2 separate regions of the Homo sapiens genome follow, and region 1 is linked to region 2. The links are chromatin loops, found by intact Hi-C in ENCODE. Cell type or tissue: endothelial cell of umbilical vein. All regions are shown on one strand. Each heading gives the region's core, and the rest is flanking DNA. Links, peaks and the distances in the headings are about the cores only.

What was found. A loop is a pair of places that touch in the nucleus more often than their neighbours do. Peaks named below come from ENCODE experiments on the same cell type or tissue, not always from the same donor. Only the 100,000 strongest peaks of a DNase experiment are listed, where the experiment ranks them.
Region 1: a loop joins it to region 2, with 18 times the contacts of the local background. A loop is called at or near these places in 3 of 110 quality-filtered maps.

What each region holds. Positions count from the first base shown.
Region 1 is chr13:108,315,616-108,331,276 of GRCh38, reverse strand. It overlaps LOC105370355 (a long non-coding RNA gene), which reads right to left and starts at 3,248. Exons shown (of 3, transcript XR_007063863.1): 1 at 2,998-3,248. RefSeq lists an enhancer at 4,026-4,658. In endothelial cell of umbilical vein, for the core only: a CTCF peak has its summit at 8,848 (motif pointing left); no DNase peak of the experiment used is centred there.
Region 2 is chr13:110,106,194-110,121,854 of GRCh38, reverse strand. All of the region lies in intron 1 of LINC03082 (long intergenic non-protein coding RNA 3082), which reads left to right. LINC03032 (long intergenic non-protein coding RNA 3032) reads right to left here and starts at 153. Exons shown (of 3, transcript NR_148221.1): 1 at 1-153. RefSeq lists enhancers at 1-51, 706-1,205, 5,532-5,651. In endothelial cell of umbilical vein, for the core only: CTCF peaks have their summits at 5,623 (motif pointing right) and 9,231 (motif pointing right); a DNase peak (open chromatin) is centred at 5,674; H3K27me3 peaks cover 1,401 bases.

The DNA.
Region 1 (15,661 bases), core at 4,429-12,428, 1.8 Mb after region 2:
CTGTTGGACTAGTTCTTTTATCATTGTATTATCCTCCCTCTTTGTCTTTTTTAAATGCTGTTGCTTTAAAGTTTGTTTTTTTTTTTGTGTTACAAGAGTGGCTACTCCTGCTCGCTTTGGTGTCCATTTGCATGGAATATCATTTTTCACCCCTTTACCTTAAGTTTATGTGAGTCCTTATGTGTCAGGTGACAGCAGATACTGAAGACAGCGGATACTTGGTTGGTGAGTTCTTATCCATTCTGCTATTCTGTATCTTTTAAATGGAGCATTTTAGACCATTTACATTCAATGTTGGTATTGAGATGTGAGGTACTGTTCTATTCATCGTGCTATTTGTTGCCTGAACACCTTGGGAGTTTTTTATTATTTTTTATTGTGTTTTTTTTATAGGTCCTGTGAGATTAATGCTTTAAGGAGGTTCTATTTTCATGTATTTTGAGGATTTGTTTCAAGATTTAGGACTCCTTTTAGTAGTTCCTGTTGTGTTGGCTTGGTAGTGGTGAATTCTCTCAGCATTTTTTTGTCTGAAAAAGACTGTATCTTTCCTTCATTTATGAAGTTTAGTTTTCCTGGAAACAAAATTCTTGGCTGATAATTGTTTTGTTTGAGGAGGCTGAAGATAGGGCCCCAATCCCTTCTAACCTGTAAGGTTACTGCTGATAAATCCACTGTTAATCTGATAGATTTTCCTTTATAGGTTACCTGTTGCTTTTGTCTCACAGCTCTTAAGATTCTTTCCTTCATCTTGACTTTAGATAAGCTGACGACTATGTACCTAGGCAGTGATCTTTTTGCAATAAATTTACCAGGTATTCTTTGAGCTTATTGTATTTGGATGTCTAGATCTCTATCCCAGCTGACAAAGTTTTCCTTGATTATTCAAGGAAAATACGTTTTTCGAACTTTCACATTTCTCTTCTTCCTCAGGAACACCAATTATTCTTAGGTCTGGTTGTTTTACATAATCTCAAATTTCTTAGAGGCTTCGTTCATGTTTTAAAGTTCTTTTTTATTTTGTCTTTGTTGGATTGGGTTAATTTAAAAACCTGGTCTTCGAGCTCTGCAGTTCTTTATTCTGTTTGTTTGATTCTATTGCTGAGTGCTTCCAGTGCATTTTGCATTTCTCTAAGCATGCCCTTTATTTCCAGAAGTTGTGATTCCTTTTATTTATGCTCTCAATTTCACTGAAGATTTTTCCCTTCACATCTTGTATCCTTTCTTTGATTTCATTAAGTTGGACTTCACCTTTCTCTGGTGCCTTTTTGATTAGCTTAATACTCGATCTTCTGAATTCTTTTTCTGACAATTCAGCGATTTCTTCTTGGTTTGGATTCAATGCTGATGAGCTAGTGTGATCTTTTGGGGGTGGTAAAGAACTTGTTTCATCATATTCCCAGAATTGTTTTTCTGGTTTCGTCTCATTTGGGTAGGCTACGTCAGAGGGAAGATCTGGAGCTCAATAGCTACTGTTCAGATTTCTTTGTCCAACAGGGTGCTCCCTTTTTCTCTTTTTTTTTTTTTTTTTTTTTTTTTTTTGAGATAGAGTCTTGCTCCATCCCCCAGGCTGGAGTGCAGTGGCGCGATCTTGCTCACTGCAAGCTCCGCCTCCTGGGTTCATGCCATTCTCCTGCCTCAGCCTCCTGAGTAGCTGGGACTACAGTGCCCCCCACCACACCCGGCTAATTTTTTGTAATTTTTTTTTTTTTAGTAGAGATGGGGTTTCACCGTGTTAGCCAGGATGATCTTGATCTCCTGACCTCATGATCCGCCCACCTCGGCCTCCCAAAGTGCTGGGATTACAGCCATGAGCAATTGCGCCAGGCCACGGTGCTCCCTTGATGTAGTGCTCTCCCCCTTTCCTAGGGATGTGGCTTCCTGCGTGTTGAACTGTAGTAATTGATATGCCTCTTTTTGATCTAACCACCCAGAGGAGCTACCGGGCTCTAGGCTGGTACTAGGGGGTGTCTGCACAGAGTCCTGTAATGTGAACTGTCTTCATGTCTCTCAGCTGGGAATAGCAGTGCCTGCTCTGGTGGAGGTGGCAGGGGAATGAAATGGACACTGTGAGTTGTAGTTTTGTTTATTGCACTATTTTTGTGCTGGTTGACCTCTTGCCAGGAGGTGTTGCCTTCAAGAGAGCATCAGCTGTGATAGTATAGGGTGGATCAGGCAGTGGGTGGGGCCCTAGAGCTCCCAAGAGAATAAGTCTTTTGTCTTTGGTTACCAGGGCAGGTAGAGAAAGACCAACAGGTGGGAGCAGGGTTAGGCCTGCCTGAGCTCAGACTCTCCTTGACCGGGGCTTGCTGTGGCTGCTCTGGGGGATGGGGGCATGGTTCCTCAGGCCAATGGAGTTATGCTCCCAGGGGGATTCTGCCTGCCTCTTCTATGTCATGCAGGTTGTCAGGGAAGTGGGGAAAGTTGGCAATTACACCCCTCACCCAGCTCCCCATGCAACTCAAGGGCCAGTCTCATTCCTACTGTGCTCCCCTCAACAGCAGGGAGTTTGTTTCCAGACAGTGGGTGAGCAGGGCTGACAACTTGCCTCAGGCTACCAGCCTCCTGGCTGTGAAAGCAAGCAGGGCTTTCAGATCTTGTGCCTCCCCACCTACTGCAGCTTCTGTGCTTTGTCTGCACTCCTGATTCACCCCCTTCCCTGAGTTCTGTCCAGGAAACTTTGCGTTCCATTGAAATTGTTACAAAATTCAGCTGGAAGTTTCCTTCTCCCTGTGGTCTTTTCCCAGTTCTTCTTGCAGCCCTCCCCAAAGACCTCTGAGAGAAAAAGTCAGAAATGGCTTCCCTGGGTACCGAGAGAGCCCACAGGGTGCTTTCTGCTGATTCTTCTACCTTTGTATTTCACTCAGCTCTCTAAATTGTCTCAGCTTTAGGGAAGGCCAAATCCTTCTTCCGTGATCTGGACCGTCAGGATCCCCAGTGAGGGTGCATGTTTGGGGATGGACGGGCCCCCTTGTATACTTTCACACTTTGGGTACTCACAGTTTGGGGGCTGCCTCCTGGAGCCTGCAGGAGCAATCTGCTTCCTTCAAAGTGTCTGTGGATTCTCTTGGCTCTCTTGGTATTTTCCTGTGGTAGTTCTTGGAGCAAAAGTTCGCGATGTGAGTCTCCACATGCTGCTTTTTCCATCCAAGTGGGAGTTGCAATTTAGTCCTGCCTCCTAGCCACCATTTTCCTCTAGAAAAAAACAACATGTCAAACTTATTACCCAAGAGGAAACACTAGCTGACAGTATAAAGAGCTTCAAAGAATTTAAGAATTAATGGATAGTAGATCCATAATAGATCACTAAATAAAACCACAGTGGTGGCTGCAAACTCCTGATATTCAAGGTTGACATTGGGAGCCAGGAAATAAATCCCTGGAGGTTGTAAGCAGAAGCAGAACCCCCGGAGTGTATGCAGCAGAAACCCACACGGATGGATATATTGCTGTGGGCTGAATTGTGCCCCCATCCGTATTTGAAGCTGTAAACCTCAATATGATAATATTTGGTGCCACAACCTTTAAAGAGGTAATTTCGGTTAAAGGTGATAAGATTGGGCACTAGTCTAATAGGATTAATGTTGAGAAAGAGACAGCAGAGACGCAGCACAGAGAAAAAGCCTTTTGTGAACACAGCAGGAGGAGAGCAATCTGCAAGCCAAGGAGAGAGGTCTCAGAAAAAAACAAACCCTGGTGACTCCTTGCGTTCAGATATCTGGCTTCCGGAACCATGAGAAAATAAGTCTCTGGCTGAGCATGGTGGCTCACACCTGTAATCCCAGCACTTTGGGAGGCTGAGGCAGGTGGATCACTTGAGGCTAAGAGTTTGAGACCAGGCTGGCCAACATGGTGAAACCCTGTCTCTACTAAAAATACAAAATCAGCCAGGCGTGGTGGCAGGTGCCTATAATCCCAGCTACTCAGGAGGCTGTGGCATGAGAATTGCTTGAACCTGGGAGGTGGAGGTTGCATTGAACCAAGATCTTGCCACTGCACTCCAGCCTGGGAAACAGAGTGAGACTCTGTTTCAAGAAAAAGAAAAAAAAAGAAAAGAAAAAGAAAAAGATAATAGGTCTGTTTTAGTTAAGCCATCCAGTTTGTGGTATTTTGTCATGGCAGTCTTCGCAGATGAATACATATACCATACAACACAGTATAAACATAACACAATCTTATTAGCTGATTTTACAAGCAACTCACGACAATGAGGGCAATCAAGAAAACAAGGAGTGGCATTAAGGCAAGCATTTTTTCTTCCTATTTGAATTATTATGAATGCTATCATTGATGTAAAACATGGGAAATTCCCTATAATGGAGCTCACAAAGCCAATTCGCCAGCAAGCTGCCAATTAATGAATATTTCTGTAGTTAAAGGATCATCAGTTTCTGGCCTCAAATTTCTCCTAATTGGTGTGAATAATAATAGGAGGATAAAGACAGCAGGGTATGCTCTGCATTTCCAAAGAGGTGAGAAGAGAGGTGACGGACTTGAAGTGAGGGACTCAGTTCAAATTGCCTGGAAGTGGGGACCTTGTCCTCACCATCTTTGTATCCCCAACTCAAAAGCTTTACTGAACCCAGCTATTCTAAAATTAATTTGATGAGTGGCTAAGGAATTAGATTAACTGGTACTAAGCGTTAAGCTTCAGAGCACACTATGAAACTTGGCAGAGTGGTGAGGGCCCACCGCCGAGATCCAGTCAGGAGGCTCACCAAAGGGTGACACGCAGAGGCTGCCACTGCAGTGTCCTTGCTTTGTCTTCTTAGGTAAATAAGTCTTTGCTTCTCACCCTCCACCCCCTTGCTATAGCCCTATGTGGAAACTACTTCCTGTTTTAAACAACTCACAGCCACAGCAGAACAAAAACGATTCACAATCTCTGAGTGCCTAGAAGTGTTTCATATTGTATAATACGTGAAAATGAGAAATTTAAAAGCACTTTTAGAATTGGGAGATGTTTTCTTCATTGAATATGTTATATAATCATTATTTCATTTATTTAATTAATTTTTGAGAACAAATACAAGAATTTATGTTTGCTTAGCATTTGACAGTTTTAAAACACTATGCAGACATTGTTTTTGGATCTCTATGCAGTTCTGTAAGGAACAAAGATTGGAATTTCATTCAGATTTATGGATAAGAAAGCTCAGGGGGAAAAGAATAAGGGAAGAGCAGCCCAAGGCCACTTAGTGAGCTTTGCACCCAGAGCTTCAGCACAGACTCCTGGGCAAGACCAGGAAACTATTTAAGGAAAGCAAAGCTTATTTAGATGTCAATTTACATATTTGCTGTTTTTCTTCCTGTAAGAGAAATAATAGCTCTCAGGATGTAAATGTGCCACTTCAAGGCAAAATAGGGTAGCCATAAGTGATAAACTGTCTAATATATCAAATTCATGGTGATATGAAAGTGTCAACAATGATATTTGCTTACTGGAGTGTGTGTGTGTGTGTGTGTGTGTGTGTGTGTGTGTGTAAGTATGAATATTTTCCTCCCAGAACCACTGCTAGAAACACAAAAATATTTTGGTGGGAAAAAAAATGTAAGTAAATGTTGGCTGGTGAGACTCAGAGAGGGCAGGATACGGTGAAAAGCATATCCTGCAAAGCAAAAGACCAGTGATTGCCTTGATACCCTGGAGACTATGGAGGCAATGGGAAAAGAAGAGAGGTAAAGTGAGGAAAGAAGCCAGGGAGATGTGGGCCACAAGTCCGTAGAGGTGATTGTCATCTGGGAATGTCATGAACCCTCATGATCCTCTGAATTTTCAAAAAAAAAAAAAGAAAGAAATCACAAAATGCTTAAGAATGGTGGATTTGAAATATAACTTGATGAGTGAGATTAAGCCCTGCATCCAGGCTACAATAGGAGAAGGAAAGAGTGTTACGACAAGGAAAAATAGAAGCAAAAGGAAGCATGATGAGGTAGAGCGCTGGGATGTTAGGGACCATGGAATTAGATTCCGGAAAAGGTACGCAATTTCTGAAAGGCAGGGAGGCTCCAGATGGCATACAGATGGATGGATTGGTGGGCGGACAGATGGAAAGATGAGTTGATGAGAGGCAGACAGATCAATAGTTAAATGGTTATCACTATATTAGACTTAGATGCATTGGAAATTAATGTATACCTAAGAATAGTAAGAAGATTCTGAACATCATGAAAAGTTTCCGAATTTAAGCTAGGGAAGGCCTGAAAGAAGTCATTCAGTTTGATAGTTTGATATTAGAAGGTGTTGGTGATCTCAGCACATTTTGAGAAAGATTGGCTCCGTTGGTGAGGCACCCACGATGTCACCCATACACCTTTTCTTCTGTGGGTGTCCTTTGATTAAGCAAACTACGGAACACTATTTCTCTTTCCGTGGAACATATCTAGGCCAAAGTGATTAAAATGAGGATAGTTGCACACTAGATCTCACTCCTGAAGTTTCATTTTCCCTTCCACAAAAGAAAAGGCTAAAATTCTTTTCTATGTGAAAGTTACAGCAGATTTTAAAATGTGATTCTTTAAAAAACCATCTCATTAGTCACTGACAGTAAAAAATCACCTCCTGTTGGTCTCAATCAAACATTTTAAAGGCTATATCTGATTTTACAGTATTTAAAATCTGTTCTTAAACATTTACTATTGCTAGCCCATAGCTCTTCTTTTTTCTTGCATTTCTAAGTAAGCATTAGTGTCCAGAGTAACACAAATGAAAAACAGACCAATATCAGGGGCTCATGATCATAACTGGTCTCAGCTGAGTATGAGCGGCCTGTGATGCAAATGTAATGAGTGCTTAGGACAAGGGTGATGAAGCAGAAAGCTTAACAAACTGCACTCAGATTGCCTGGCTCTGCATTCTAGATACACTTCACACTAGTTTTTGAGACCTTGGGCAAGATATATAACTTCTCTATGGCACTATTTCCTCATCTGTAAAATACAGTTAATAACAGCATCTGCCCCATGAGTTGTTACAAAAATCAAATTAGATTTAAATAATAAAAAGTCATGGATGAGGAAAAAAGTCTGCAAAACTCATATCTGACAAAGAACTTGCCTCCAAAATATACAAAGAATTCTTAAAACTTAACACTAAGAAAACAACTCAATGAAAAAGTGGGTAAAAGATCTAAACTGGTATCTCACCAAAGAAGATATACAGATGGCAGAAAAGCATATGAAAGATGCTAACATCATATGTCACTAGAGAATTGCAAATTAAAACAACAATAAAACACTTCTCTTCACCTGTTAGAATGTCTTAAATCTGAAACAACAATATTAAAGGCCGGTGAACATGTGGAGCAATGGAAACTCTCATTCCTTGCTTGTGGGAATGCAAAATGATAACAGCTACTTTGGAAGGCAAGTTGGCAGTTTCTTGCAAAGCTAACTGTAGTCTGGCCATCTGATCCAGCAGTCGTGCTACACAGTATGAGGTTATTTGTCCAAATAAGTCAAAAACTTACATCCACACAAAATCCTACTTTTACAGCAGCTTTATTCATAATTGCTGAAAATTAGAAGCAACCAAGATGTCCTTCAACAGGTGAATGGATAAACAAATTGTGGATTATGCACACAATGGAATACTACTTGGCAATAAAAAGAAATGAGATATCGAACCATGAAAAGACATGGAGGAACATTAAGTGAAGATTGCTAAGTGAAAGAAGACAATCTGAAAAGGCTACATACAATTATTGCGACTGTATGACATCCTGAAAAAAGCAAAATGATGGAGGTGGTAACATATCAACGATTGCCATGGGTTTGAATGCGAGGAGAGAGGATGATGAGGTAGAGCTCAGGGGCTATCTAGGGCAGCGATAATATTCTGTATTACTGTAATGGTGGATGCAGAACTTCATGCACTTGTCAAATCTCACAGAACTGTACAACACAAAGTGATTCTTAATGCAAACTATGGACTTGAGTTAACACATCAACGTTTTTCAATAAGCATAAAAATGTTCATTAATTGTAGCAAATGTACCAAACTAATGCAAGATTTCATCAATGGGGAAACGGTGGGGTTAGGAAACAGGGAGTATGTGGAAACCCTGTGCTTTCTGCTCAATTTTTCTATAAACCACAAACTTCTCTAAAAAACTAAAGTTGACTAGTTTTAAGAAATTAATTTTTAAAAATTAAATTAGATAATAGATGAAATTGTGTTAGAGCAGTGACTGACACATAAATAGCCTAAAAACATAAACAGAAGGAGACAAGTATGTGCTATGTGTAGGTGTCAGGATACATCAATAAAAACAATAGTTAAAGGGCAGGTGTATCTCATTGTACATCAGTCAAGGATGTGCATATTTTGGGCTGAAGATAAAAAAGTGTTCATAATCTAGAAAAGGATTAGGAAGTCAAGACATTGAAGAACCAGAAAAAATTATGTCAGACGGAGGAAAAATCCCAGTAACCGTTTCCTGGGAAATCCAGGCTAATTTGAGGAGGAGCTGTTTAAAGTCAAAAATGGAAAGAAATTCTTATAAAGACTGAACCAATTTAGGGTAGACCTTGCCCTCTAACCTCCCTCTCTACAGCTGCTATCTGCCATCATCCCTTCTCTTTGCCCCCAAGGTCTGGAGATTGTAAGTGTGTCAAAGTCCTCAGGTACACAACTGATTTGGAACTGAACTGGAACCATGGGTTCCAACAAATAGGAAAAAGTAGAAGCTGCCATGTCGTAAACTTTCATTAGGCATGGCATATGGTTTTAAGAAACACTTAAAGTATCTGTTTGGTCTCTTAATATTCTTTCAGTTCATGGTTTTATAAATTTTGGTGTTTGTCTATCATCAATTTAATTGCGTTTAAGAATAACCCAGACTGTACACTTTAGTTGTTCAAGTGCTTCCCTCTAGTGGTGATACACATGTACATCACTGTAAAGGAAGGAATAGGCTACATTGTCTAACCTGAATATTTTGTGGGTTTGTTTCCAAATTAATGTGGCATGTACAGTTAAATAGTTTCATGACTAAAAAAAAAAATCTGAATTTCAAAGTAATCTCTTGGGAATTTGGCAAATACTATCTGGCCAGGTGATCATGTACCCTGACTTGATGAAATATGTAAGATATTATTTTCCAAAAGACATATAACCGCCTTCTAACCATAAGAAAAATATCAGATAAACCCAAACTGAGAGTCACTCTATAAAACACCCAATACTCCTTAAGGCTGTCAAGGTATGAAAAACAAGGAAAGACTAGAAACTGTCAGAGACCAGGGGATGTTAAGGAGACATGTCTGTTAATGCAATGAGGTACAGGTGACTAGACTCAGGACCAGAAAAAGAACATAAGTGGAAAGACTATTAAAATCCAAATAGAGTATGGCATTTAGTTAATAACAATGTATCATTGTTTCTTAGCTGTGACAAATATTTTGTGAGTAATGTATTAAAAATAGGAGAAACTGGGTGAGGAATTATAGGTACTATCAGCAAAATTTTGTAACTTTTTGTAAATCTAAATATATTCTAAGATTGAAAAGATATTAAAATTGACATGTTCTCTCAAAGAGCACATCAAAACTTTTCTCAACCTACTTTTCTTTTCTTTTCTTTCTTTCTCCCTCTCTCCCTCTCTCCTTCTCTCTTTCTCCCTTCCTTTCTTTCTTTTGCATATTCCTTTAAGTCCTCTCTTCCCAGGATTCTAATATCAAGTTCGTAATATTTTTAACTAAATTCTGTAACTTCTTGCACAACTTTGTAAACATATTAAAGTCATTTAATTTTACATTTAAAATAGGAAAATTTTACAGCATGTGTATTGTATCTCAAGAAAGTCTTAAAATCGGTACATTCTATCAATTGATTCTAATTTCATCTTCTCATGTTACTGCTCTTTAAATATTGAAACTATTCCCTTCCTTCTTTTTTCTCTTTTTTTGCATTCTTTATTTGAGAGGGGGATGTCCTTCCTTTTGAAGAGAAATTTTTAAGTCTTTACATTTCATTATTTGAACAGTTTCTGTAATTTCACTGTCAGGTCATTATCTCATAGACACGTCCCAGAGTCTGAAAACACTTCCACATTTGTGACCCATTCTGAATGCAATATATCAATTGATTCTAAAGTGAAAGTCTTATTTTCAGTTTCAAATGTTATTTCTAACATAAGAGAACAACATTTTCCCTTCTTAATAATACAGTGCTAGAAATTGACGGAGAAACATAATACAGTAGGTTGAGCATAACCTTTAGGCTCAAAGTCAAAACATTTACTTGCTATATTATTTCAGAAAAAGTAAGAGTCTTGATATGGTTTGGATCTGTGTCCTCACCAAATCTTGTGTCAAATTTGAACCTCTAATATTGGAAGTGGGGCATGGTAGGAGGTGACTGGATCAGGAGATGTTTCTCATAAATGTTTCAGCACCATCCCCTTGATGCTGTGCTCATGATAGTAAGTTTTCAGAAGAGATCTGGTTGTTTAAAAGTGTGTAGCACCACCGCCCCTTCCCAACACTTGCTTCTGCCATGGAAGATGCCTGCTCCTTATTTACCTTCTGCTTTGAATAAAAGTGCCCTGAGGCTCCCCCAGAAGCAGACGCCACCATGCTTCCTGTACAGCCTGCAGAACCATGAGCCAATTAAACCTCTTTTCTTTACAAATTACTCAGTATCATGTATTTCTTTTTTTTTTTTTAATGACAGAGTCTCGCTCTGTCACCCAGGCTGGCGTGCAGTGGTGCAATCTCAGCTCACTGCAAGCCCCGCTTTCCGGGTTCACACCATTCTCCTGCCTCAGCCTCCTGAGTAGCTGGGACTACAGGCCCCTGCCACCACGCCCAGCTAAGTTTTTGTATTTTTAGTAGAGATGGGGTTTCACTGTGTTAGCCAAGATGGTCTCCATCTCCTGACCTCGTGATCCACCCACCTTGGCCTCCCAAAGTGCTGGGATTACAGGCGTGAGCCACCGCGCCCGGCCTCATGTATTTCTCCATAGCAATGCAAGAATGGACTAATACAAGTTTAGGTCAAATTTACCTTTAAAAATTACTTAGAAAAAAAAAAAGCTGGATTCTAGGTTTTGAAATCATTTTTTTTTAATCAGGGTTTTATATACTACTCTCTACTATTGGTCATGTCTTCTATTCATCTACCTTAAATGATTATTTACCTTTTCAGATAAATAAATGCTACGGGAATTCGTTACCACCAGACCTGCCTTACAAGTGGTCCTTGCAGGAGTGCTAACCATGGAAATAAAGACTGATCAGAGCCATCATAAAAACACACTTAAGTACATCGACACTATAAAGTAACTACACAATCAATTCTACATACCAACCAGCTGACAACACAGTGACAGGATCAAATGCACACACATCAATATTCACTGTGAATGTAAACATGCTAAACACCTCATTTAAAAGGCACAGAGTGGCAATTGGATAAAGAAGCAAGACCTAACTGTATGCTGTCTTCAAGATGCCCATTCCACATGCAATGACACCCATAGGCTCAAAGTATGGGTTGGGGAAAGATCTATCAACCAAATGGAAAACAACAACAACAAAAAAGAGCAGGGGTTGCTATTCTTATTTCAAACCAAAAAGGCTTCAAACCAACAACTATCAGAAAGGACAAAGAGGGGCATCACATAATGATAAAGAGTTCAATTCAAGAAGAAGACTTAACTATCCTAAGTATGTATGCATCCAACACTGGAGCACCCAGATTCACAAAACAATTCATAGAGACCTATGAAGAAACTTAGATAACCACACAATAATAGTGGGAAACTTCAACAGCCCACTGATAATATTAGGTGGATGTTCAAGGCAGAAAATTAATAAAAATATTCAGGATCTAAACATTTGAGCAAATTGTCCTAGTAGACATCTACAGAGCACTACACCAAACAAAACAGAATATACATTCTTCTTATCTGCACATGGCACATACTCTAAAATTGACCTCATGCTCTACCATAAAGCAATCCTCAACAAATTAAAAACAAAAAATCAAATCATACCGGCCACACTTTCAAACCACAGTGCAACATAAATAGATACTTCTCAAAAGAAGACATACATGCGGCCAAAAGGCATATGAAAAAAAGTTGGACATCACTGATCAAGAAATACAAATCAAATCGACAATGGGATACCATCTCACACCAGTCAGAATGGCTAACATTAAAAAGTCAAGAAATAACAGATGCCCTTAAAAGAGACAGGAATTGCTCACTCGGGGAGCTCAGTTGTTGGAGACGTGAGTTTTGCCGAAGTTCCCGGCTGAATAAAGCCCTTCCTTCTTTAACTTGGTGTCTGAGGGGTTTTGTCTGAGGCTTGTCCTGCTGCAATACCATCTCATACCAGTCAGAAAGGCTATTACTAAAAAGTCAAAAAACAATAGATGCTGGTGAGATTGAGGAGAAAAGGGATGCTTATACACTGCTAGTAAGAATGTAAATTAATTCAGCTACTGTGTAAAGCAGTTTGGAGATTTCTCAAAGAACTTAACACAGAACTACCATTCCACCCAGCAATTCCATCACTAGATATACACCCAAAGGAATATAAATCATTCTACCATAAAGACACATGCATACATATGTTCATTACAGCACTATTCACAATAGCAAAGACATGAAATCAACCTAGATGACCATCCACAGTAGGTTAAATAAAGAAAATATGGGGGCCAGGCACGGTGGCTCATGCACGTAATGCCAGCACTCTGGGAGGCTGAGACGGGTGCATCACGAGGTCAGGAGCTTGAGACCAGCCTGGCCAACATGGTGAAACCCCATCTCTACTAAAAATAGAAAAAATTAGCTGGGCATGGTGGCGGGTACCTGTAATCCCACCTACTCAATAGGCTGAGGCAGGAGAATTGCTTGAACCCGGGAGGCAGAGGTTGCAGTGAGCCAAGATCGCGCCACTGCACTCCAGCCCTGGCAACAGTATGAGACTCCATTTCAAAACAACAAAAAAATAAGAAAAGAAAAGAAAAAAAAGGAAATATGGTACATACACACCATGGAATACTACACAGCCATAAAAAATGAAATCATGTCCTTTGCAGCAACATAGATGAAGCTGGAGGCCATTATCCTAAGCAAACTAATGCAAGAACAAAAAACTATATATTACATGTTCTCGCTTATTTGTGGGAGCTAAACATTGAGTACACGTGGACACAAAGAAGGGAACAATAGACATTAGGGCTTACTTGAGCGTGGATGTAGGGAAGAGGGTAAGGATTGAAAAAATACCTATTGGGTGCTATGCTCATTACCTGGGTGATGAAATAATCCATACCCCAAACCTGTGCGACATGAAATTTCCCCATGCAATAAACCTGCATATGCAGCCACTGAACCTAAAAGTTGGAAAGAAAAAAACAGATAACCATTATCTGCAATATATTCAACAGAAGTGTCATAAATAGTTTAAAAGTTGATGTAAAAAAAAAACTTCTGAAAAATAGATTATTCTGCCATTCATTAAATTATTTAAATATTGCAGAATTTGTCACTGATTTGATGAAAACTTATAATTTTTTTTTAAAAAAGACTATTTAACAGAAAGCCTGGGACCCTGATCTCAAACATGCAACCTCTTTTCCATCGATGTAATCAATAAACCACTCTGCTCATTGTCTTCTTATAAACTAAAATTTACTGCCTATCTATAAAGAATTATTTACTACATATTGCCTTAATTTGTAGTTATAATATGTGGACAAAATTACCATAAACTATCCATATGTAAAGTCCTTATGCCTGCATTGTTTTTCTAATTCTTTAATTTGTAAAAATAACAAGAAGAGTCTACTTTGGAAACACAAGTGGTGGCATTTGCTGAGGCATTTAGTAATGGGCATGAGATTATCTAAGATGGCTTGCAAACATGGCTTAACAAATGCGTGATGCAACTTTTTGAAGGCAAGAGCCTTCTTTTGTTTATCACTGCACCAACTGTGGTTATTGAAATAGAATGTGTTGGCAATGGAGCAGGTAATCAGCAGTGTTTGTTGGCCCCTCTTCCTGCAGAAAAGTCACCAAGTGTAATTCATCTTGAGAAATGTAGGGTCCCTTTCACCACACTTTTGCAGAGGTGAGCTATCAAGTACCGTCCTGGAGTTAACACTCAAGCAATCACTACAATTCCAATTAGTCAGTGTCATAAATGAAAATGACTACAGCCTCTCAAACTCATGAGTGGTTGGAACTTACCTCTTTGTCTTGTATCCACTCAGATAATGTAGGTTAAATGGAACTTACTTTGAACTAGCTTTCCTTTCCTAGAACGTGGTGAGATGGGGCTTTGAGTGTACAAACCACATCTTAGTTATGTACATGAGACACAGATTTTAAATACAATGATAAGTTGTCACCTCTGGCGATGTCCACTCTGAAACTGGGTGATGACATTCCAGAGGGGTAGAGGGGATTCCTCATTAGGCGGTTTGTTATTTTAGAAACATCTTATTCACTTTCGCTGTGATTTTTGGACTCTTATCTAGAAGCATTGTCAATTCTGGGGCTTATGCTTGAGAAAAAATTAAAACAATTTGTCTTAATTTCCAAGACAGTCAGATTGCCATGTATTATGCAATAGTCTTATCTGAAATGCAAATACAATCGTGGCTGTGTTTTTATTCTCACAAACTCTCTACACCATCCTTCCTTATGTGGTGCTTTCCATACAGTGTCTCCTGTTCCATGGGCAAGCGGGAGCCTCCACCATATACTCCCTCCCTTGGAAAAACCCCTGTGAGGGTTCACCAGCTTCTTATCATTGTAAAGGGAGGCTGTGGGGTGGGGGTGTGAGTGTCCTGAGGGGTGAAGACCAAACAGCCCTGTCTTCCCTACTCGTCCCCAGCTAACACCTCCAGGGTGGTCCCATATGGTCACGCCCAGGCCCCAGAAATGATCTTCCTCCTGCACATTTTCTTCCTCATCCATCTCCCTTTTATTCTGTTTTCTTGCTGCTGCCACCCGATTCCTGAATCCTGGCTCCCTTTCACTCCTGCAAGGTTAAATTTAGGGCAGCCTTCTGCTCTCATGCTGAAGTCTTTGCCCCAGTTGTCTACATCTTGGAAATATGTAGCCTCTGGGGTGGGATATAGTCAGAGCTGTTTTGTTTCTCATTCGCACTGCTGGGTGTCATTCTATGACCTGATGGATGGAGCAGAGCGGTGTTCTAAATTCCAGGGTGCTGCTCTGCCTTCTCTCTCTCTCTCTCTCATTTTTTTCCCTGTCTACCCAAGATATCTTAAAACAAAACAACAATACAAGATAACAAAACCAGATATTCCTCAGTTTCCGGCCAATTTAGCTTCCACATTGGTTTTCATTGCTAAAATGAAACCAGACAGTACACTTCTCTTTCCTTCTTTTGAATTCAAATTCAAATTCCTCCTGTTATGTCTGTGTATGTGGGTATAGGCATGTGTATCTTTTAAGCAAAAGTATTTAGCACATATAATATGCAAGGTACTATTCTGAGTGTTTTTACATGTGCATTTTTTTCACAAATTCAGTGTTACTAATGTTATAAAATTAGGAAGCAAATTAGGATTTGAATGCTAGACTTTTGGCACAAGACATGAGGCTCTTAACTTATCCTCTACTCCTTCTCTCTAATATCTTCTAATAGAACTGCTACCTAATTTTCAGGGCCCAGCACT
Region 2 (15,661 bases), core at 2,618-10,617:
GGTACTCAGGGAATTGTTTCTTTTTATTGCTGAGTAGTTTCATGATATGAATTCACCGCAATTTGTTTGCCCATTCGCCTGGTGATGGACATTTAGGTTCTTTCCAGTTTGGGGCTATTATGATTAAAGCAGCTATACATAGCCACACAGCCTTGTGGATATTGTTCCTTTTGTCTCGGGTAAATACCTAGAAGTGGAATTGCTGGGTTACACAATGCAGGTTTATTTAACTTTATAAAGCAACTGAGAAACCATTTACAAAATAGTGAAATCATATGAAGATGAAGGCATGTCTGCTTGCTGCCCTGTGACAGCCCCCTCTTCCTCCTATGACACAGCACAGTCTAATCATGGTGAGAAAGTGAAATGGGTGCATTTGGCTTGGTAACTTGCTGATTTACAACCACACACAGATGGGTCCATGCAGGTGCTGGTTTTCACTGTCGTGTTTCGTAGACATCTCTAGACCTACATATTAAAGTCTCTGGAGGGACAAAACTAATATGGGAAAACTTAGAAATACAGTTTTATTTAAAGATAGAATTTACTTAAATATAGAATTTGTACCTAAACATAGAATTGTTTTACTTAAATATGAAATTTGTTTTACTTATAGAATTTTACTTAAGTATAATATTTGTATTTACTTAGCTATAGAATTTACTTAAATATAGAGTCAATTTCCTTGATTTCAAAAATAGCCAGCTCCTTTCCATAGAATTCACAGGTCGCAGAAGCTACCATTAGAAAATAACATGGATTTAGGGATCTTCTTGGCGTTTCCGTTTATCAAGCACATTCGCAGAATGGGCAGTTTCTTCCACATTCGATCTTACAGAAGGCTGTGGAGGACAACAGAGTAGAGAAACAGCAGGTCGTGTCTCTAAGGAGCCTGGCACAACTGCTAGTGGGGAGAGGGGAGAAGGATGGAAGAGGGTGAAGGAAGAGACGCGGGGAGCCAGGGGGAGCGGCAGGGAAGGGCCAGGGGAGAATGAGACGAAGTCCAAGAGAGGTGAAGAGGGGAGAAGCAGGAGACACGGATGCTGTGGCATAGAAGAACATGGACTGCTAGTGAATCACTCACAGAAGGTGACTCACAGAGACTGGGTCAACATCTCAGGTGGGTGCCACATAAACGTGGTGAATGGCGTGGCTTACCCCATCACTGCGTCAGGGACTGACCAGAGGACACAGAGGTGTGCCCTGCACACGCCACAATGTGTGCACAGTGTGGGGGTACAGTGAATGTCCGCAGCGGGGGGCTGGGTTTCATCTTCAGCTTTGTGGATGATGAATTCTTGATTGGGAAACCCAGCATCTCCCTGATGCCGACTACTCTGAAGATAAAACATCCACAGGGCACAGCAAGTCCCCGATTAAGGTTTTCATTGCAAGGTGGAATGTTGCCCCTTGGGTAACCGTGTGTCCCCAGGGATGGCAGAATGCCACAGCACACAGCACCTGAAAGAGACCTTGCCTCGCAATGTGGTGGGGCTGGCCCTGAGCACTGACTCTGTAATAACCAACTGTGAACCTGGGGCTGCGCCTCTGCCTCTCTATGCCTCAGTAGGTTCTTCTATGAAATGGTCATTATAATCATGGAGTATACAACATAACACAAACCACTGAGCCGTGTCCCCAGCATACAAGGTATGCTCCAAGGACACCAGCTCTTATTATCAATACTTCTCTTTACTCTTTTATTATCATGAGAGGAGTAACAGGAACACTTAGCGCTTAGCTACAAAGCATTCTATCTTTAGAAAGTTTGCATGATACAGGGTGGGTCCATTTAAGGTCTGGAATCTACCAGCTGTGACCTAAACTTGTTTAAGTTGTTATTTATTTTGTAAACCTATTAACATAAATTTTTGAATAGGTAACATTCATATGCTTCAAAAATAAGAAGTAAAACACTGAGAAATCTCTCCTGTTCCATTCACTCACCTCCTGCTTGTGCCCATCTCTACCACCCTAGGAAGCCACAATCATTTGTTTATCTGCTTCTAGTATGTATTAATGCATATAAAATAAATATATTTTTATTCTTTTTTTCTTGAGTTTTTTAGACAAAAGATTGCATACAATTCACATGTCTGACTTTGCTTTTTTATGATTAATTTAGTCTACCTTGGAGAGCTTTAAACACCAATATGCATAGAATTTGCTCCATTCTTTCATTACAGCTGCATATATTGCATACTATGGATGTACCACACTCTAACTAGTCCTCTTTTGTGGACTCTTGAGTTGCTTTTCTAACACTTCACTCTTACCAAAAATTTTGCCATAAATAACCATGTGCAGGCATATCTGTAGGGTATCTTCCCGGAATGGGTCAACAAGTATCAGCATTTTAATTTTAATTTTTATTTATTTATTTATTTATTTTTAGTTGGAGTCTCACTCTGTTACACAGGCTGGAGTGCAGTGGCATGATCTCAGCTCACTGCAACCTCTGCCTCCCAGGTTACAGCAATCCTCCTGCCTCAGCTTCCCGAGTAGCTGGGACTACAGGCATGCGCCACCATGCCTGGCTAATTTTTGTGTTTTTAGTAGAGATGGGGTTTCGCCAGGTTGGCCAGGCTGGTCTTGAACTCCTATCTTCAGGTGATCCACCTGCCTCGGCCTCTCAAAGTGCTGGGATAACAGGTGTGAGCCACTGTGCCCAGCCTAGCATTTTAAATTTTGATAGATATTGTACATTTTCCCTCTAAAACAGCATCAATTTACATTACCACCAGCAGTACACAAAGATGACTATTTCTCTTCAGCCGCAACAACAAGGTGTACTATTAAACTTATGGAAATGAGTCTAGGTCAAAAATACTATGAGTGAAGTTGAGCATCTTTTCAGCTATTAAAGGATCCTCTGATTTTTCTCTTTCTCAAACTCTTGTTCTTGTCATTTTCATACTTTTTATTGGATGGTTAGTCTTTTTTAAAAGTAATTTTTTTTTTAGAATATCTGTGATGAAAGTTACATATATTTCTGTCCTTGATTTTGAACTCAATTTTGTCTATGGTATTTTAAAATTATTTTAATTAATATTCCATGTTGGCACGTAGAATTCCTAACACAAATTCAGAATTTTCAACTTTTTAAAGGCTTCTCTATACTGAATCACCAGTTTGCAAGTTCTGCTCTATCCCAAGACGGCGGAGGAATTCCCCCATGTTTCCACGGGAAACGCTCATGGTTTCCCTATTGACATTTGGGTCTGCTGTCAGTGGTGTGCTTGTGAGGACCTGGAATCAGCCGTGGCAGGGTATTTTTGCCATGAAATTGGCAAATGCCAAATTATCCAGGGTTTTTTTTTTTTTTTTTTTTTTTTTCTTAGAGCCATTTAGTAAGCCCTTGTGAGCATGCTACCACCTTTAATCGACTTGAATTTTTAACCGGATGTCTGCCACTTCCCATAGCAGGGTTAGTGCATCCCCTGGGACGGGAGGCAGTCAAGGGCAGGCACCGAGCCCATGAAAGCCTCGACAGAGGCAGCTCTGCTCCCCTACGAGCTCCAGCAGGAAGCCCGCAAGGACCCATTTTCCCCATGTTCACGGAGCTGGACTGGAAGCCCAAGCTGGTCCAGCCGGCACGGGCAGTCAGAGGTTGGAAGCTGGGGGGGCCTCCCACATTTCTGCTGGATGCTGGGGCCCAGAGCACTGCGCTTCCTTGTCAATCAACATGTTGTGATAAGGGGAATATTGGGGGTGCATCTATCACCTCAGGGGGAGAAGCATGAGTTTAATGGTGGAGGAAAGGTTGACCTTAGTGTATGACAAATTGTTTGTTTGTTTTTTTCAATTGTTTGAGAGACCTAGATTTTCTTTAATGTTCGGGTAGGTGGGGACCAAGGAGGCAGCCAGGACAGCACCTAATCACAGGTGCTGAGAAGGGCTCAAGTCCCAGGCAGGTCCTGGTGGCTCACGCCTGCACTCTTAGCACTTTGGGAGGCCAACGTGGGTGGATCACTTGAGGTCAGGAGTTTGAGACCAGCCTGGCCAATATGATGAAACCCCATCTCTACTAAAAATGCAAACATTAGTCAGGAGTGGTGGCACACACCTGTAATCCCAGCTACTCAGGTGGCTGAGGCATGAGAATTGCTTGAACCGGGAATGTGGAGGTTGCAGTCAGCCAAAATTGTGCCATTGCATTGCAGCCTGGGCTACAGAGCAAGACTCTGCCTCAAAAAAAAGGGGGGGCTCAGGTCCCCCAATTCCTGCTTGGCACCTGGTACCCAGCTCCCATGGGAGACAGCAGGGACCGCCTCCCGCCTTCTGAACCTCCTGAGAGTCCATTTCATGTTACCTCCTTTCTTTTTGTGCTTGCTATGGATTGATCGGGGTCATTTAGTGGCTGTTTTTCTTCATATTTTATTTAAGCCAAATTCTTAAATAAACATACCTTGGAGGTGCAGGCAGATAATACCAGTGGGAGATTTTCCTGAAGTCCTGAAATTTTCTAACAATGGCTCTACGTGGAATTGTGTCTAGCACAATATTTTTTAAAAAATTAGAGTAATTCTCATAAAAATAGTCGTTGACTCATGTTCATACAAAAGAATTTTGCCTCTAATTTTTTTCCTTTCCATGTTTTTTTCTCTTTGTGCCTAACTCTTCTGCTCCCCACGCCCCAGAGGAAAACTCCTTACAATTCTTCCCTTAAATAACTGTTGAAAGGATGATGGAGACGCTCCTGGGGTGACCGAAGGAAAAAGGGGAAACCCATGGTAACATGAAATGAACTCTCAGGAGGTTCAGAAATTGTGTCTCGGGGTATTTAAAGCTCATCTGGGAAGAGCGTTAGATGCCTTAGAGGAACTTCCCCAAAGGGCAGGGAAGTGTCAAATCGGCCCCTTGCTCCGCTCCTGACTCCCCGCCATACAGGGCATTGCCGCACCTTGAGGGCCCAGCATGGGCGTTCCTGCCTCTGAGCCTCTCTCCCTGCTGCCCTTTCTGCCCAGCCAGGATGGCCACCCACTGCCAATGTGAGCTCACAAGTCATCATCTCTCTGGAGGGTCCTAGTCCCCACCCGGCCTTCTAGGCTGTGTTGTTTCCCTTTTCCGTTCCCACACCACCTTTGCTCATTTCTGTGAAAGCACCGATCCCATCGCATGCAACACTCGCCCCCCGCAGCACATGTCCTATTGTGGTGCACTCTTGAAGAGTGGGCCAATCTTATCGTTTAAAAAAATTTCCTTTGACTCCAGCTAAATGCACATGGAATATTCTAAGCAGATGTTTGAATGCATGAGTTTGCATTTGCACGCGTGCACACACACACACACACACACGGCCCTCCATAGCAAAATGCATCACTTTTTCGTTATTTAAAACATTTAGATAATTCTGGTAAAATTATGCTCTGTTTTCCCCTATGTTTTCTTCCTTGTTTTGCAATCCCCTTGTCTACCAAGGATCTCAGCAAAAAAAAAAAAAAAAAAAAAAAGTCTTTCCCTTGGATAATGCTCGTATTAGCTTCCTATTGCTGCTGTAACACATTGCGACACACTCGGGGCTGAAAACTGCACGGATGCATTGCCTTCCAGTTCTGTGAGTTGGAGTCTTGGCGGGTCTCCGGCGGCGCCCGGTTCTGGAGGCTCAGGTCGGGGAACCGCGTCCTTCCCTTCCCAGCCTCCAGAGGGCGCCCCTGCTCCTCGGCCGGTCTCAGACCTAAGCGCGCGCCTGGCCTAGGAGCGCTTGCGCCAAGTCCCAGAAGGAAAACCCGCTTTTTAGCGGGTAGAGGATCAAATGATGGCAGAGGAAAACACGCAAGCACAAAAAGAAATGGAAATGGATAGACGTTTTCCATTAAAAAAAAAACTCACTACTTTTTCTCCTATATCTTCAGTATCTGTGTCTTCTTTTCTAACACAACACAAAATACAAAACTGAATAGAAAACAAATGTGAATTTTAAAAAAAGCAGTCAACTTGATTTATCACAAACATACGTGCAAGCTATGCTCTAGCAAATATATGTCGGTGTGTTTTATGTTCGTTCAAATTACGTAAGTCACACAACAGAAGGAAATATTTCAATTCTTCATGGTCTTCTATAAAGCACACAACTTACTGGAATTGTGGGTTCTCTACCATTTGCACACATTTGAAGATTTTAATCAGATCCAGTTGGTTTTCTTATATTGCATCCTTTGGTTTTCTGATGCAGGGCCTGCAGCTGCATCTGCTTAAATGCTGAACATTTCAGGAAACTCCCTTCTGACCATGGCAGCTTAATTCACTGGTAGCCACGTCAAGATTTGAGGCACTTTTCTCCTGTTGGGCAGTCTCCGCCCTTCCTGCACCTTTTTGCAGCTGGCCACGCCCCACAGAACTCAGAGCACACCTATGCCTTGCACTGTTCTGGGACATCCTCGAGTGTCGGTGGACAGATCAATCGTCTTACCGTGGCTGCTTCTCCTCAGCCGGAGAGAGACCACTGAGGCGCAGAGGAATGAGAGGAGTCCAGCTATGGCCTAGGCAAGTCCCCTGGCCTCATGGACCTCAACCCATTGGCTAACAGAGAAAAAGTGCTGCCCTGCATACCTCATGTGATACGACTGGAAGAGATAATGGTCATAAAAACATATAGTCTTTTTAAAAAGTAGTGGAACTATCTCAGGTTCTTTAACCTTTCCTAACAGTACCCATAACCTATTTCACTGGACAGGTCCACCTAGTTCAGAGTGCAGTGAGACTGTTACACCTCCCACAGCCTGGACATCACACTCAGGACATCATATGTCTGTTGTTTTCTTTAAAAATTGCAGGGACATTATGCAGTTGGAATCACCTCTGTAGACAGCAGGTAGAGTGTGTTACTCTAAGAGGTGAACCTGCTAAAAACATCAATCAAGTCACACACAGTTGCTAAATGCTCAGTAGAAAAACAAACTCTGCTACAGGGAAGACAAAATTGGCAGAAGACATAGTATCACTCTCAGGAATTTATGGAAGAGTTGAGAGATCAGACAAAGCACATAAAACCACCAGAGAGCAATATAAGACAATATGTAAAGAAGGATAAATCACCTGAGGAAAGACAGAAACTCCACTGGCCTCAGAGATGGGAGAATGTCAAGGAAGGCTGCAGGGAGAAGGAGAGGGGGCAGCCCAAGTCTCGAAGGTATGAATTTGAGCTGGAAGAGAGAGAAAAAAAGGTCAAGTTGCCAAGGAAAAAGAGAATAGCACATAGAAGGGCTATGAAACAAACATCTGGAATGAAAACAAACCACCTCAAGGAGAGTTTACATAAGATCTGTATATAAACACACAGTTGCAGGAAGTTGAGCTTGTTTGAAGGATACAGCTAACATTTAGGAAGGAAACCTGCCCTTTTCCCCAAATATCTCTTGAAGATGCTCTCAGAGACTGACCGTGTGTCATTCCCTTAGTCATTCATTTACCAATACAAGCCAGCCACCCTCCAGTGACAGATGTGGGGGCATGAGTGTAAATGTGGCACTGGGTCTCCCCTTGGGGGGTTCCCGGCTTAGCTGGAAGGAAAAGCACACACATTCTGCTTTTATCAGCACGTACTCTGGGCTTCACCCGAGCTCTGTCTGCAGTGATTTGGGAGGACGGAGAAAGGAGCAATTCATTGTGCCAGGTGAGGGCTCTGGGAAGCATTCATATCACAGATGGCATTGCAGCAGGTTGAGGAGGGTACAGTGTTCCCCACATAGATGGGGACAACGGGCATTCCAACAACCCTGCCTGAGACATACATGGAGAGACCAAGCACAGAACAAATGTATGCAGTGGCAGACACTCCAGTGCGTCCTAGGGCTGTGTTTCAATCAGGGAGCTCATCAGATAACATGGAATGCTTTCCCCAAATGCACCGGGCAGGATCCCTCCTCTGGAGGTTCTAAGTGGCTGGATCCTGGGCATGGGGATTTGAAAAATCTCCCTACAGGATTTTGGCGTGAACCCTTTGTTAAAAAGCAAGGCGTGGGGGCGAGGGTCATGGGCGGCTGGGGGTTGAGAGGGGAGGCTGCCCCAGCCTGTATGGTGGCCCTAAAGGTAACTCACACCGAGCTCTGACATTCTTCCCTTCAGGAGATGGAGCTTCATTCCCCTCTTCTTGAGTGTGGTTTGGACTTAGCAACTCATTTCTAGCAAACACAATCAGGCAGCATGAGGATGTGCGATGTTTGAGATTGGGTTGCACAAAGGCTGTGCAGTTCCTCTTTACTTTCTCTCCTGGGCCTCTTACTCTGGAGAAGCTGGGTGCCTTATCATGCAGATACCCTGCAGCCCTCTGCAGGAACCCAAGTGGGAAGGAACTGAGGCCTCTGGCCCACAGCAGGGGGATGACATTAAACATGATCCTCCAGCTCTGGCCAAGCCTCCCAATGCCTGTGGCCCTGGCTGACATCCGGATTGCAACCTCATAAGACAGCAGGAGCCAGAAACACCCTGTATTCATCATACCTTTTTAGTTCTGATGACACATCTCCTTGCTGACACAAGAGAGCCTGCCCCTTCCAGGGCTAGCTCATTCCTAGAGACAGCAAACATGCTTTGAGCATGCTGTGGGTGCAAACCAACCTGGAACCCACACCATAGCCACCACCTTTATAGGGCTTGCTCACTCTGGGCCAATGCTCACCCTCCCTAGGTGCCCCGGGGCCAGCAGCAGACAATTAGGACAGACACCCCCAAGTGTGCTGATGGTGCCTCACCTCACTTTTCCCACACAAAGCGCAGTAAAGGCAAGAACCCAGGTCTCGTCTGCTCCCTCTGCCCCTTGACCCACTTGGAGCTTCCCTATGTGCCCCCCATGGTGTGGCGTGACCCCTTACCATGGTGTGGCGTGCCCCTGTGCTTTTCTTCCTGGGAACTGTGAGAAACAAACTGTCTTTCAATGGCAATCATCTCCTGCCCCACTGGCTTCCTCATCCTTACAAACCACACGTTATACAAAACACCCAGCTCAGCTGCTCTTGAATTCCCACCCCACAGAATCTGTGAGGTCATGAATGTAGGTTGTCTGAAGCAGGTAAATTTTGTGGTGGTTTAATTATACAGCAGCAGATAACTAACACAGCCTACGAAGATCTGGAGATTTGGAAATTAGGGAGATACTACAGTTTTCAAGGACAGCAACATGCTGAGTCTCTAATTTATTATTAGTTTTTAAAACAAAACCATTTATCTTCTCAGTTTTGATGGGTCAAGAGTTTAGGAGCCGTGGGGCTGGAAGGCTCTGGCTCAGGGCTTTTCACAAGGTTGCAGTCAAGGTGTTGATGGGGGCTGTGGCCAGCAGAGGGCGTGACTAGGGCTGGAGGACTCGGTCTTTTTTTTATTATTATTATACTTTAAGTTTTAGGGTACATGTGCACGATGTGCAGGTTAGTTACATACGTATACATGTGCCATGCTGGTGTGCTGCACCCATTAACTCGTCATTTAGCATTAGGTGTATCTCCTAAAGCTATCCCTCCCCCATCCCCACACCCCACAACAGTCCCCAGAGTGTGATGTTCCCCTTCCTGTGTCCATGTGTTCTCATTGTTCAATTCCCATCTATGAGTGAGAATATGCGGTGTTTGGTTTTTTGTTCTTGCGATAGTTTACTGAGAATGATGATTTCCAATTTCATCCATGTCTCTACAAAGGACATGAACTCATCATTTTTTATGGCTGCATAGTATTCCATGGTGTATATATGCCACATTTTCTTAATCCAGTCTAACATTGTTGGACATTTGGGTTGGTTCCAAGTCTTTGCTATTGTGAATAGTGCCACAATAAACATACGTGTGCATGTGTCTTTATAGCAGCATGATTTATAGTCCTTTGGGTATATACCCAGTAATGGGATGGCTGGGTCAAATGGTATTTCTAGTTCTAGATCCCTGAGGAATCGCCACACTGACTTCCACAAGGGTTGAAAGGCCTTTGACAAAATTCAACAACCCTTCATGCTAAAAACTCTCAATAAATTAGGTATTGATGGGACATATCTCAAAATAATAAGAGCTATCTATGACAAACCCACAGCCAATATCATACTGAATGGACAAAAACTGGAAGCATTCCCTTTGAAAACTGGCACAAGACAGGGATGCCCTCTCTCACCACTCCTTATTCAACATAGTGTTGGAAGTTCTGACCAGGGCAATTAGGCAGGAGAAGGAAATAAAGGGTATTCAATTAGGAAAAGAGGAAGTCAAATTGTCCCTGTTTGCAGATGACATGATTGTATATCTAGAAAACCCCATTGTCTCAGCCCAAAATCTCCTTAAGCTGATAAGCAACTTCAGCAAAGTCTCAGGATACAAAATCAATGTGCAAAAATCACAAGCATTCCTATACACTAATAACAGACAAACAGAGAGCCAAATCATGAGTGAACTTCCATTCACAATTGCTTCAAAGAGAATAAAATACCCAGGAATCCAACTTACAAGGGACGTGAAGGACCTCTTCAAGGAGAACTACAAACCACTGCTCAATGAAATAAAAGAGGATACAAACAAATGGAAGAACATTCCATGCTCATGGGTAGGAAGAATCAATATCGTGAAAATGGCCATACTGCCCAAGGTAATTTACAGATTCAATGCCATCCCCATCAAGCTACCAATGACTTTCTTCTCAGAATTGGAAAAAACTACTTTAAAGTTCATATGGAACCAAAAAAGAGCCCGCATCGCCAAGTCAATCCTAAGCCAAAAGAACAAGGCTCAGTCTTTGTTAGATAAGGTATCTGGGAGAGCTGCCAAGGGGATGGTAAGGGGGTGAGCAGAGATGGGAAAGCGCCACGTGGGACACCGTTCTGTCCCGCCACCCAGCCCGCCACGCAGCCCTCCACGCAGCCCGCCACCCAGCCCGCCACGCAGCCCGCCACGCAGCCCGCCACCCAGCCCGCCACCCAGCCCGCCACGCAGCCCGCCACCCTGGCCAGCCTTATCTTCTTAGTCTGTTAATCTTCTGCTGATATTGTTTGTTTGTTTGTTTGTTTGAAATGGAGTTTTGCTCTTGTTGCCCAGGCAGGAGTGCAATGGCGAAATCTCAGCTCACTGCAGCCTCCGCCTCCCAGGTTCAAGTGATTCTCCTGCCTCAGCCTCCCGAGTAGCTGGGATTACAGGCACCCACCACCACACCTGAATAATTTTTTATATTTGTTTTAGTAGAGATGGGGTTTCACTATGTTGGCCAGGCTGGTCTCGAACTCCTGGCTTCGGGTGATCTGCCTGCCTTGGCCTCCCAAAGTGCTGGGATTATAGGCATGAGCCACTGTGCCTAATATTCTGCTAATGTGACCATCCTAGACTCCGTAGTAAGAGATTCTAACTTTGAAAACAGCAGAGTTTGCCTGATTTTATTTGCTATTTTTCAAAGCGTGCTGTTTCATCAGTGCCTATGCAATGATGTCTATTTTCCATTGGGGTCCTGTCAATACCAGGTGAAAGAGGGGCACCTGTCAATACCAGATCTACTTGGCTGCTCTCCAAGAAGATCTGGTATTTACGGTTGCCCCTCTTTCAAGCTCAATCCCTATCTGTTTGGAGTCTAAAACAACCTGCAGACTTTCTTCTTCCCTGTGGGTTTTCCCTTGTTTAGTTTATTTATATCGGAAGACTCCACGAAGGGATCAGAGCGGACAGCTTGGGACTGAAGGGCACGTGGTGTCTGACTGGTTAGACAGTAGGGAAATAAGAGCTCCACAGAGGGAAGGGAATGGAGTAGCTAGCGCTTGGAAAGAGACGGCTGGGGGTTGACTTGGCAGCTTCTGGGAGTGCATGGCAGGCTTATCCCTCCGTGGAGGACAGGCCTGACTCAGCCGCCTGTCTCCATAGGGGGAGGAACAAGGCGGAGGCGTGCATGGCCCGGCTGCAGGACAGCTCAACAGCAGGAGCATCAAGGGCTGCCAGGGCCCTGCAGAAGGCACCGCTCCGCCGCAGAAACTGCCTTTTCCGTATTAGGATCATGATCCTGTAAAGGTGCAGCTGCTGTACCATGCTAATGAGCTCTTAAAATCTGTATTGCAGCACGTAAGTAAAAAGTCTGAACAAACTGTCTTAAAGAAAGAAGACGAAGAAGAATGAACTATCAGTCACTGTTGTGAGCACTCTTTGAGGAGGCAAGGAGAAGTGTGCTTTTAGAATTGACTGCGTTTTAAAGGACACAATGCCATTTTCTTGGAACTGGAGCAAGATAGAAATGTATGAATTTGTTGTCCCAGAGGGTGACGAAACTGTCTCTCAGGCAGAGTTCAAAGACCCCGAGGGACCCAGGAGATTTGTGGGAACGTCAGTTAGTGGGTTTCCTTTTTCATATGAAAAGGCTCCAGCAGTTAACCAGGCGTATTTAGGAGCATGGTGATGTGAATTTCCAAGGCTCCTCGGGGTAGCATTGCAGTTTCAGACCACACAACAAAGTGAAGCTTCCTGAAATTCAAGACATTGTTGGGGACTTATCTCCAGTAAGGATCAGTTTAGGGACACATAAGGGAGACAGGCCACGCCTCTCTCCTGGTGTCCTCTAATACCCTTAGCCAGCAAGCACCTTAGACTACGGGAAGGGGGAAAATGGGGAAGAGGTCCCACTGATGTGGATAGATGGTCCAGTAGGGGTGTTTCTGAAGCCTGTGCCTGGGGTCTTGGCGCTTTCCCCTTCTCTCTGCCGGGGCTAGTCCCTGACTCCTGGCCCCTGCACCCTATATGTCCTTTTTCTTGTCTGAGCCTAGAGACAGAAACCACCCAAGACCAATGTCAACTTGCCATGTCAGCCAGGAGCCTTCCCCTGGGTGGCAGCACACTCCACACAAAGCAGGCAGAGCAGGCCCGCTGCAGCATCCAGGCCCTGCTGGGAGGGATCCCTACTGGAAGTGCACTCACAGCCTGGTCAGCCTCATTCCTGGGCCTCTTGAGGCTCCCATGCATTTGCCAGAGCCCGCCCACACTTGCACTCCTACACTCACTTAGAAACACACACACACACTGCCACAGCCACACACACACTCACATGTACACAACCACATCAACACTCACACACTTATTCACAAACTCACACACACACTCATACATGCACACAGGTGTATACTTGCACATCCACACTCATAAATGCACATCCACAGCCCACACAACCTCATGCACATACACATATACACACATTCACACTCATCTCTACCCACACACATGCACACTTATTCACAAACTTATACATACACACACAGGCCCATACTCACACACACCCAACACAGGCAGTCACACACGCACACACCCTCTCACTCTTGCACGTGCACACACATTCTCACACACACTCCTATACTTATTCACATACACACTCTGTGACACACTCATGCTTGTAGACACTCACATGCACACTCGCCCATACCTAACATGATGTTACACACACTCAATCACAGCATGCTCACAATCAAACCCACACACTGTCACACACTCACACACGTGTGTTCTGTTGCACACTCACACTCTCACACTGGTGCAGTGCCTCCCTTGGGCACCTGCTGTCTTTGGCTCTAAAGCTTACGGAAGTGGCGGCCTTGCCCGAGCCAGGCCTAGTTGCTTGCTAGGGCCTTGTTAATGGCGCCTCAGTGTGGAGAACGGCGGGAAGTACGTTTTGCTTCCCAGGGTGGTTGATCCCGAGACCACAGGTTCCAGCCTGTCTGCCGCCCCAGGGTGCTGACAGGAGCTGCCTCCACTGCCTTGTGTGCCATGTCTATATTAAATTAGGGGTCCCCATGTCCCCAAGGCCCACTCTCCGCTAGGCTGTGCCCCTGACGTTCACAGAGGCAACACCCTCTTTGATGACTTACCAGCGTCCACAGAGTGACTCCAAAGGCCAGAAGTGCCAACAACTCAACTGGGCACTTGGCACCACACTTGGAACCTCCGACTGCCCCAAGCATGTGACCCGGGAGCCTCCTGGATCCATGCTGCTGTGGCAGCTCCCTCCAGAACTTCAGGTCCCATCGCCAAGGGATCCCTGAGAACAGGGCTGACGGAGAAGGTCTGGGCCTAGTCTTAGCAGTGCCACCCTTTTGTGGAGGGACAGTGTTCTGAGCCTCGATATCCTCCTATGGAAAACAAAGGTTTTAGGACTTTGATCTTAGTGCACTCGGGCCACTGCAATGAATTGCCACAACCTCGGGCTTGACACAAGAAGTGTGTTTTTTCACAGTTCTGGAGGCTGAGGGTCCAAAATCATGGGGTCCACAGGCCGTGGTCCCTCTGAAGGCTCCGGAAAGGGTCTCCCCTGCTTCCAGCCTCTAGTGCTGATGCAGTCCTTGGCATTGCTCGGCTTCCAGCCACATCGCTCCCGTCTCTGCCTCTGTGGTCACTTGAGGTCTTCCCTGTGTGTCTCGGTATAAATTTCCTCCTCTTAGGAGGACCTCCATCATTGGATTAAGTCCCCAGGTAAGCCAGCATGACCTCATTTTAACTCGATCACATTCACAAATACCTATTTCCAAATAAGGTCCCATTCACAGGTACGGTTTACAACTTGAACTTGGCTTTCTGGGAGACACAATTCACCCCTAACACTGACCTTCAAGATCGTGACATTTAGAGATGATGTGTAACCAGAGATTATTAATATTACAGTAAATGACATGAAGAAAAGGAATAAAGTGTCAGGCAGCTCTACCCACCAGCCTGAGCACATTTCTGAATCTAACTGGCAGCTCAGTTTGGGGGCAGTTCTCACCCTCATCTGATCTTCTGCTGCTCAGGACTGAGAGTCCTGCTTTAGAATCTGCTCAGCCCTAACATCTCAGGGCCCCACAGAGGCTCGGCCTTCCTTCAGCGAGGCTGAAGGACCTGGGAGGTCTCTGAGATGAGGTATGGGGGAGTGCCACTCTACTTCCTTATTAGGGGCGAGCTGTCTTGGAGCTGGTCTCGGTAAAGAGCTGTCTCTGCTCCTGCCCCCAGCCTGCTCTGCCATGCAGTGCCTCTGGGCAGCTTCCCAGGGCTCAGGTCCAAGCTGCAGCTCCTTGCCTCAGAGCACACACTGCTTTTAGCTTCAAAGTCATGGTCAGCACTCCAGCCCCAGCTCTCTAAGCCTGAAATTCAAAGCAATTCCCAGAGTCAGCGTGGCCTTTTGGAGGTACCCCCTGTTATTCATCGATGGAGCCCCTGTTCCCGTGCAAAGGACAGCCCACGTAATCACAGCTCCATCCTGCGCCAGGCCTCGGGGAATGAAGTTCATCCTCATGTTGGATGGCCGATGTCCTCCATAAACATTCCACAGCTTCGTAAACTCATGACTGTCTTTGAACACAGGCTGTTCCTATCAACCTTCAATCTTCAACTCTTTCCCTTGGGCGACCCCTTCCCAGAAAACCTGGCGTTTCTACACTTTCATCTTTAACGGAGTGTCTTTGATATATGCTGTCACTTCTGTAATATACTTGTGAAACATTTTCTATGACTATTGTCGTAAAAGAGGAGACCAATCCTCAAGCCATATAACAACAGCAAGAAGTCCATTGACCAACATAAACATATGTCTACATAATTAATGCTGTTTCCTCTAAGAAGCTGGCTTGCATGTGAAATGAATGAGAGGTGCTGATAATGAATTGAGAAGTAGTCGCCATACGGCTAATGGTTCCAGGACCTGTCGTTGGCTCTGGAGACAGAGTGCTGAGTTAGGTATCATGGCTCCATCTTCACCT